Linked DNA regions of Homo sapiens: all the other regions are linked to region 2. Evidence: chromatin contacts called from ENCODE Hi-C or POLR2A ChIA-PET data. All regions are on one chromosome and are shown on one strand. The core of a region is the stretch at or near the end of the contact, and the rest is flanking DNA. Distances in the headings are between cores, read along the strand shown. Region 1 has its middle 44 kb from the start of OXNAD1. Region 2 overlaps RFTN1 (raftlin, lipid raft linker 1). Region 3 overlaps RFTN1 (raftlin, lipid raft linker 1).

Region 1 (3,133 bases), core at 1-2,500, 120 kb after region 2:
CAGGCTGGAGTGCAATGGCACAATTTCGGCTCACCACAACCTCCACCTCCCAGGTTCAAGCAATTCTCTTGCCTCAGCCTGCCGAGTAGCTGGGATTACAGGCATGCACCACCACGCCCGGCTAATTTTTACATTATTAGTAAAGACAGTGTTTCTCCATGTTGGTCAGGCTGGTCTTGAACTCCCGACCTCAGGTGATTTGCCCACCTTGGCCTCCCAAAGTGCTGAGATTACAGGCGTGAGTCACCGCGCCCAGCCCCAAATGATTTCTAATGGTAATGTTGGCAATTCCAGCAAAGCCCTGAGCCAGGAATTGGTGGAGAACCACCCTGGTTGTCAACTGTAGGGACTGGGTCTTGAAGAAAGAGTAGAGATATTCATTCATCCAGAGACAGTTTTAAAACATGATCCCATGTTGCTGACTGGCTTTTCATCCTTTAATGTGGTAAAACTTGTGTATTTAAATGTGTTGCTCACTAGTCATTAAGTTCAGTTTGGATTTGGATTTTTCTGTGGCCTCTAAATAATATAAAGGCTTAAAGATAGTAAGAAATATATTTCACTTATTAGGGTGAGCATTAAAATGCTTCCTATAATGGACCTCTGATTTCATGAACCTTCAGTCCTGGGTACCTCCTATCTTGTTGATTGTTCAATGAAAAAAAAACAAGAGAATCAACTTAGAAGAAAGAACAACTAGCAAACTTACCAGTTTCTAGGTCCACAAAATGCGTAAGTTAATAACTGTCTAAAACACTTCCTTTTTATGAACCTGGGGAACTATCAATCCAGTCCCTGTCTCAGTCAAGTACACCTTAAGCCCCAATGGGCAAATGTCAGTTTTATTTCTTACTAACGGTAATTCCACTATTTCTCTTGAGCCCTGACTCCAGAATTTAATCAGCAGTATAGTCCAAAAGTCCCCTGTATCAAACCAAACTTTTCCCTTGCTTCAGTCCAAGACAATGTCTTCTTATTCTGTCAACCCCAGAGATACAAACAATAGTCATCCCAAGAATCAATCAAATATTTGAAGAGAGTTAAGATACTCCTTAGACATCTCTCAGTACAGTCAACCTTGATCTCTAAGGCCCATTTTTCTATCATGAAATTATAGAAAGGTAAAGCTGAAAGCAATTTTAAATTGCATAGTCCTACCCACAGCGACAGATAAGGAAAGCAGGTTTCAGAGAGAGGTGGAATGAGTCACACAGGAAACAAGTTGTAGAATGGGCATGATTTAGGTCTCTTGAAGCCTGGTGTCATGTTCCTCCCACCATCCCACACAGCCAACCAATCTGCCTCATTTTTTGTTTCTTCTCTCTGGGCTTCTATAGTCTCTAAGACAGACAGGCCTACGGAACAATCAGAAAATTCAATCAGAAAATTGTTAGTTAAAAAAATCACCTTTCATCTAACTGATTAGGGGAAAAGACAGACAGGCCTACGGAACAATCAGAAAATTCAATCAGAAAATTGTTAGTTAAAAAAATCACCTTTCATCTAACTGATTAGGGGAAAAAAAATACTTAAGTATGAGACTGAGGGTATCTAATGTTGGCTAGAAATGGGCACTTTCATACCCTGTTAGAATATAAACTGATTAGGCATTTTATAGGGTAACTTGGTAATACTAGTCAATTTTTTATTCAGAAATGGCACTTCTAGTAATTCTACAGGAGTATGTGCAGAAAAATTATACAAACAGGTTTACTGCAATATTGCTTGTAATAGCCAAAAACTCCAAACAATTTAAATGTCCATCATGGAGATATGGTTAAGTATATTATGGTATATAGCAAGAATTTGAAGTGTATTAAAAGAAAGAGAGACATAGTTGTATAGGTACCCACAGTTGTATATGTATACAAGATTAATATACCATAAAATTTCTAAAAGGATACCCAGCAAGTTTTTTATACAGAAGTTCCTTCTAGGCAAGGGAATAGGATGGGGGAGAAGAGAACGTCAGCATTTTAATCTATATAATTTTATTTAATATTTGTGGTCACATTTATTAGGTAATTAAAAAATTATTTAACAATTTTTGGTCATATTTATTAGGTAATTAATTTTTAAAAAGGAAGAGATAAAATCTTGTTATGCTCAAATATAGCAAAATAGGACATGGGGATGAGCTGGAAGGGGCCAGGTTAGGCTGATGAGCTCCTGCAGGTTTTAAGAATTCAGAACAGACCATATGAAGATGGCTGCTCAACAACTATAAAAGTTTGGATTTCTGGGCACGAAACATTTTAAAATGCATGCCTTGATTTTATGGCACATTAGGAGGTATCTACATGTCATCACCACACTGCTAGCTTATTGTATGTTAAGAAAGAGTAATATTAAAGACCAGACATCTCACTGTTTAAGATGAGAACAGTATACTTCTTTTGAGTTTTAAAATAAAATAAGATGAAATAACGGCTCTCAGGTTAAATTATCAGATCATCTGCAATAACCAGGAATGGAGGAAATTGCTGTTTTCCATTCAGACAGGAAAAAAAAAATAGGAGCAACAAGACATGCCCTTGGATCATTTGACAATCACTGCATCCACACGTGTTTGTGCTGTGAGTCCCATATAACAATCCTCCTACCCTCCAGAGCATGGGTGCAGCCTTTCCCACTCTGCTACCCCTGGGCCCCTAAGATCCATCATTCCAGTGACTCACCCAGTCATCCATTTGCTATAGCTTCTCTTTCAAACAGTGATAGGTGCAAAAAAATATGTTGCCCCAGAGCATTTCCACTTTCAATTTTGTCGAAATGTTCTCAATGTGTTACTCAGTTATTTCCAGAAGATACCTTTATCACTTAGACTTACAAAAAAATAGTTTCCCAAAGTATTTAACTTGCTCCTAAGATAACCTTTGTCTTATACGTTCCTATCTTCAATGTCTAGCTCAGTGACCGCACATAGCAGATGCTCAATAAATGACATCATCCTCTAGAAGAAGGTGTCACTTCCCTAACTGAGTCCCACTGAATTACTCTTCCATGGTTTTTCATACAATCAGGCTGTTATTTCACTCCTCTTAAAAAAACAGAACAAACTGTGCTTTAATAGTACTGTACCAATTTAGCTGTACTGTTCATTCCCTAGTTTTGATAAATATACCACAACTAC
Region 2 (2,933 bases), core at 308-2,807:
TTGGCCAGGCTGGTCTCAAACTCCTGACCTCAAGTGATCCGCCTACCTTGGCCTCCCAAAGTGCGGGGATAACAGGCGTGAGCCACTGCCCCTGGCCGAAAAGTATACTGTTAATTGATAAAAATTGATTCTAAAAAGCTAGGTGTGTAATGTTATGCTGACATTTGTGTAGAAGAGGAGGGAAATATATAGACCTGTTCACTTTTGTATGAATTCTTTGATTGTTAATGCATATACACACAAAAAGATAATACTGATTTCCTCTAAGGAAATAAATGTAGGAGGTAGAGGATAGGGCTAGGATGTAGACTTTTCACTGAATACACATTTGTACCTTTTGACTTTTGAACGTTGTTTGCCCTTCTCAAAAATAAATAAATTAAAAATCCAAATTTTAAAATAATTCAATAGGTGAAAATATTCCTGGTTTTTATTTGTGTAATTCTAATGCTGAATTAAAGTGTGTTTTCAAATATTGGTTAGCCTTTTACACTTTTAAGGCAATTGCCTATTCATATATTTTTCCCGTTTAAAAATTATTTTGGGGTGGGGAGTGTTTTGCAAATTTAAGGAAATTAGCCCTTTGTCTTAAGGGTCACAGAAATTTTGTTCCAGTTTGTCTTTTGACTTTGTTTATGCTGCTTTTTGCCACCTAGTATTTTTATATTTGCTCAATGTATTTTTCTTCTTTTCCCTTCCCTTCTTCCTTTCTTTCTTTATTTCTGTGTGTTTTTTTTTAGAGGGTGGAAATGACTTTTTCATTGTGATCACTGATAAGACGACTCTAGATCTAAGACAGTCCATTATTATTTTATTTTATTTCATTTTTGAGACAGTGGCTTGCTCTGTTGCCCAGGCTAGAGTGCAGTGGCCCTATCATGGCTCACTGCAAACCTCCCCATTTCCAGCTCAAGCGATCTTCCCACCTCAGCCTCCTGAGTAGCCAGGACCACAAGCACTGGCTAATTTTGAGGGGGTTTTTTTGTTTTTGTTTGTTTGTTTGTTTGTTTGTTTGTTTGTTTAAGAGAGACCGAGTTTTACTATGTTGCCCAGGCTGGTCTCAAACTTCTCGGCTCAAGCGATCCATCTGCCTCGGCCTCTCAGAGTGCTGGGATTATAGGCCTGAGCCATCACGCCTGGCCGACATCCAATTATTAATGCCTTTGGGTGATTTGGAAAACGACAGGCTGCTTATAAAGTCTGTTTGAAGACAGTAAAAACTGGGACAAACTCATTTTAGCAGTGACCTAGAGGATCCTCCCCGAGGGCAAGGGAAGAGGGGTTTGGGCAGGGCTGAGTGGGCGTTGTGATGGGTCTTTGATGAGCCTCTCCTCTCTCCACTCCAGCGGAGCTCCCTGGGTCCTCAGCAGTGAGGCTGGCCTCCCTGCGTGACCTGCCCGCCCAGCTCCTGGAGCTGTACCAGCAGGGCTTCTCGCTGGCGGCCCTGCACCCCTTCGTGCAGCCCACCCATGAGCGGGAGAAGACGCCCCTGGAGCACATCTTTAGAGCCATCCTGATCAAGAAAACCGACAGGTAAGGCCTCCACGGGTGAATGGGTAGCATCCTGTTGCGGCTAAGTTATGCTCAATAGAGGAGGGGAAGTGAGAGGATGGGGTTGGGGGTTGAAATTTGCATGCTGTCCTCAGGGCCTCAGCCCTCAGACAGGTGAGGCAAACAGTTAGACAACCAGAGAGGTTTCTTTCCTAGCATCCTGCGATGAAAAACAAATGCATGTCCAACTGCAAGTAGAGAGTTCCATTTTACATTCTTTCCCTCTTTTAACTCACTGGATTAAACTCAGCTAGAAAAATGTCTCCTCAGAAGAAGCATATGCCCAGAATGATGTGGCTAGTAAAAGTGCAATACTTTTAAACTGAAAGGCATGACTGGAAAACAAATAATTTTGTTTAGAGGCTATAGACAAACTTAATGTCTTCCCGCAAAGTCTAGAAATACTTTAACATTTTGCGCCTACCATAAATTCTGTCAATCACTTGACAGTTAAAAAAATACAAAAAATAAACACCACCTAAATAAAATGCTATAATTGGTTTGGTCTTGATTTAGATTTTCAGGGCTTGGGGATGTTTTTCAGTTTGGCTTGCCCAGTTGAATGCTTATGCCTATATTTCAGTTGAGCCTAATTAAGAAAAGAGAAGTGGGGTTAGTCTTTCAAAAGGAACAATATTAATTTTTTTAAAAAAAAAAAACAGTGAGGATGGGATGGAGAGAGCAGTATGTTTTTCCTGCTTTCATAAAAATAAAAATTAAAATGAAGTCTGGGAAAGGAAATCAGATTTGTCTTTTGGCCAACTATCATAGAAGGAATGACAGCATGTGCCACATTTTAAAAAGGGAGTACAGAGCAGCTCCTCCTTGTTCTCTCCTTTTAAAGTCACTTTGCAGGTAGACAAAGCATTTGGCTGGTGTGCTCATAAGGGACAGCTGTGAGGCATGAGGTTGCGTGTCTAAGACTGACTCCTCTTTCCTTTCCTTTCCTTTATTTCTTCATGGTTGATCAAGCTCTGGGGCTCTTACTCTACATCAACACACATTACGTCAACACACATTAGAATTCAAAGTGAAAGGTGGTGCATGTTTTTGCTCGAACCCAGAATTCACACATGTTTTGGTAGGGCAAGACTTTTCTCAGTGTCTGCCTTTTATGTGTATTAGTTTGTCTTTCTCTCTCTCTCTCTTTTTTTTTTCTGTAGAAACAAGGTCTCGCTATGTTGCCTAGGCTGATCTTGAAATCCTGGCCTCAAGCGATCCTCCCACCTTGGCCTCCCAAACCACTGGGATTATGGGTGTGAGCCACTGAGCCTGGCTGCATATTGGTTTCTTTTCTTTTCTTTTTTATTTCCTTGAGATGGGGTCTCACTCTGTCACCCAGGCTGGAGCACAGTGGCATGATCTCAGCTCACTGCAACCTT
Region 3 (2,876 bases), core at 202-2,701, 95 kb after region 2:
GGACAGGTGCATTTATTCACTCACTCAACAACTAATTATCGAACAAATACTTCCTTAAGTGCCTGGGATTCATCAAGAACAAGATAAACTCCTTGCCTTTGTGGAGTTTGTGTTCTAGTGCAGGGGCAGAAAAACGAAGCACCAAGTCATGATCAATATGTGGAAATGGTAGGACAGGGAAGAGTGATGGGAGAATTTTCTAGAGGACCCCAAATAGGATTGGCCAGTCTCTCTGAGACCATTTTCATTTTCTGGACTTTGGGTTTTTCATCATTGGTTTGTCCCGTGGTAGGTCTCAGTGCAGATGCTGATGGGGACCCGGCAGCGCATCTGTTATGGCTCTGGTGGATTTGTCTCTGGTAGAGCAGGGAGCCAGATAGAATGGGAGGTGGACTGCAGGACTTGTAACATTGGACTAATGAACAGCCAGATGTCTGATGTGTCCTGAAGGCAGGATATTCCAGCTGGAGGTTTCTGGCACCTCAGAAGCCCTATCAGAGCTGGGTCCTCAAAGAGCATGCTGTGGGATTAGTGCAATGCAATTTGGTTTAAATAAGAGCAGAGCATAAGGAGGGAGGGCTGAGTGAGAATTGTGGTAGCCATAGCAACATGATACTGACAGTTGAGTCACCACAAAGAGAATATTGGCCAACTGTGATTGCTCCAGCATGGCTTGAGAATGTGGCACCTTTGAAGTTACCAGGCAGAGAAAGTTAGGGAGAGAGAAATCCCATGTCTTACCCAATCCCTTCCTTAGTGAGTCAAGACTGTGACAGCCCAGCACATGGTGTGTTGTGTGGCTCTGTTCGTTGTTAGCTAGGACAGTGAAATAATCTTTAATCTCCATTTCCCTGTCTCTTAAGGTTTTGAACCAACCTTTATTCAGAGACCTCTTCTGGGTTTGCATTTTATGATTATCAGTAAGCTGTTAGGAATCCACTGCTGACAGGTGGAGGGGACAACGTTGACAGTTTTGGGTTCTAGAATTCCTGCAGACAGACTGGCTCTCTCCCCAGGTCCCCAACTCCAAAATAAACAACTTTTTAATTATACACTTTGGAAAAGCTCCTTTTTTCAATCCCTTTTCTCTTTTCTAGGTAATACATAAGGTGAAAAATCAGAAAGAAGGGCTAAAGATATGATATAGGATCCCTCATTCATCTCTGATAGTCTAAAGAGAGTAATAAAGTAGCAAGTCCCATTTACTCCCAGAAAGCCTAGTTTTCTCTCTCATCAAAGCCAGTAGGAGGGACCTGGCAAGTCTCTGGATGGAGAAAATGTTTCTTTTTTAATTGTTATCAAACAAAGCTATTTCTAAGTTGGCCTGGGAGGACCCCCTCACCCTGAAGCACTCAATGTGTGTTTAAGATGTCAGCTTCTAGAGGACAGGAGCCCTGTGCTATTGCATACGTGGTCCCGATGAGCAGCTGACAGGATGTGGCAGCTTTGTGTTGCTTAACCACAGTCAGAACTGCAGTGCCTGTCCCTGCTACGGGTCAGAGTTGGCCCCAGCCATCGCCCCTTAGCCGCCGCATGTCCGGCCTCATTACCTTCCCTGTGATCAGGAGCCTTGCGTGGTTGCATGCCTTGCCTGGTTCTCATTCTGCTCATGCAGGTGTGTGTGGGCAGACACCCCTGATAATAAGGATGCATGCCATCTCCTGCCCTTCCATCCCGTAGCCCCTTTCTTCTTTCTGCCTTCCAAGTAACTGACGTTAGAGAAACCGCATGTACCAGGACCAGATCACCCAGCGTGTCCCAGAATCCAGGAGAATGTTATCTTGCACATGCAGGTTTGGTTTTCTTGCCAGCTTGGCATGGTGCTTTAGGAGAAGCCAGGGCAACATCTCGAGCTAGGACGATCTACCCAGTGTGGGTTTTTATCTCTCTCTTCCAGGGCAAGCTGGTGGCACTGCTGGGCCTCACAGTAGGTTATCATAAATTAGACTTCAGGGCTCCAGAGGTAATGCAAGGCCAAAGTGTCCGGCCTGGAGCAAATAAGGGCTAGGTGTGCCAGCCTTGAGTGTGGTGACAAATTAGGAACACTCCCCTTCAGCAGTAACTATATCATTGTATTTCTCTCAAATCAAATGAGGTGACTTTCTTTTCTTTTTTTTTTTTTTTTTGAGATGGAGTCTCGCTCTGTCGCCAGGCTGGAGTGCAGTGGCGCAATCTGGGCTCACTGCAACCTCCGCCTCCTGGGTTCAAGCGATTCTCCTGCCTCAGCCTCCCGAGTAGCTGGGACTACAGGCGCCTGCCACCATGCTTGGCTAATTTTTGTATTTTTAGTAGAGACGAGGTTTCACCATGTTGGCCAGGGTGGTCTCGATCTCCTGACCTCATGATCCACCCACCTCTGCCTCCCAAAGTGCAGAGATTACAGGCGTGAGCCACTGAGCCCGGCCACAAATCAATGAGGTGACTTTCATTACAATTTTCCTCCTAGAGGTTTGCCTGGTATTTGGTTCTTAGAATAATAGTAATAATAGTAATACACCAGTTAGCTTCTGCTGTGTAATAAAGCTCCCCAAAGCTTAGTGAGTTAAAATCATAACCCAAACAGGTCAGCTGGGTGATTTTTCCTTCAACTTTTAGGAAATCGACTAATCTCAGCATGTGCCTGCAGGCGCTGATGGGTGGACCACAGCTAGCAGCTCCAAGATGGCATCTCTCACGTCTGCTGCTTAGCAGGGCCACAGGTCTCTCATCATCCGAAGGCTAGCCTGGGCCTGTCCTCATGGCGTAGGCAGGGTTCCTGGAGAGTGAGCAGAAACAGCAAGGCTCCTTGAGGCCTAGGTTCAGGATGACCGTAATGTCACATCTGCCATATCCTATTTGTCAGAGCAAGTCCCAAGACCAGCCAAGATTCAAGGGGT

What was found. Hi-C counts contacts between places; a loop is a spot of excess contacts on that map. ChIA-PET counts read pairs that join two places held with the same protein, here RNA polymerase II (POLR2A). Pooled maps may share reads with other maps.
Region 1: a pooled map shows a loop between it and region 2 (4-fold over the local background). The contact joins two enhancer-like sites. A Hi-C loop is called at or near these places in 3 of 168 maps with a recorded cell type or tissue (B cell, OCI-LY7 and posterior vena cava), 28 of 37 single-sample maps with no recorded cell type and 6 of 50 pooled maps. POLR2A ChIA-PET finds 5 or more read pairs at or near these places in 1 of 52 experiments (AG04450).
Region 3: a loop to region 2 is called in a pooled map, with 2.4 times the contacts of the local background. The contact joins two enhancer-like sites. A Hi-C loop is called at or near these places in 2 of 168 maps with a recorded cell type or tissue (ascending aorta and astrocyte of the cerebellum) and 3 of 50 pooled maps. POLR2A ChIA-PET finds 5 or more read pairs at or near these places in 2 of 52 experiments (Panc1 and T-cell).

What each region holds. Positions count from the first base shown.
Region 1 is chr3:16,307,833-16,310,965 of GRCh38, reverse strand. It overlaps a transcript of OXNAD1 not described here. Among named protein-coding and RNA genes, the nearest start is that of OXNAD1, 44 kb to the right of the region's middle. Within about 2 kb of position 1,250, at least 4 of the 41 ENCODE cell types and tissues checked have a DNase peak (open chromatin) inside an H3K27ac peak, as active enhancers do.
Region 2 is chr3:16,432,451-16,435,383 of GRCh38, reverse strand. It overlaps RFTN1 (raftlin, lipid raft linker 1), which reads left to right. Exons shown (of 10, transcript NM_015150.2): 3 at 1,347-1,533. Among named protein-coding and RNA genes, the nearest start is that of RFTN1, 80 kb to the left of the region's middle. RefSeq lists a silencer at 1,530-1,659. Within about 2 kb of position 1,557, at least 3 of the 41 ENCODE cell types and tissues checked have a DNase peak (open chromatin) inside an H3K27ac peak, as active enhancers do.
Region 3 is chr3:16,336,991-16,339,866 of GRCh38, reverse strand. The region is part of intron 7 of RFTN1 (raftlin, lipid raft linker 1); the gene reads left to right. It also overlaps a transcript of OXNAD1 not described here. Among named protein-coding and RNA genes, the nearest start is that of OXNAD1, 73 kb to the right of the region's middle. RefSeq lists a silencer at 1,510-1,569. Within about 2 kb of position 1,451, at least 12 of the 41 ENCODE cell types and tissues checked have a DNase peak (open chromatin) inside an H3K27ac peak, as active enhancers do.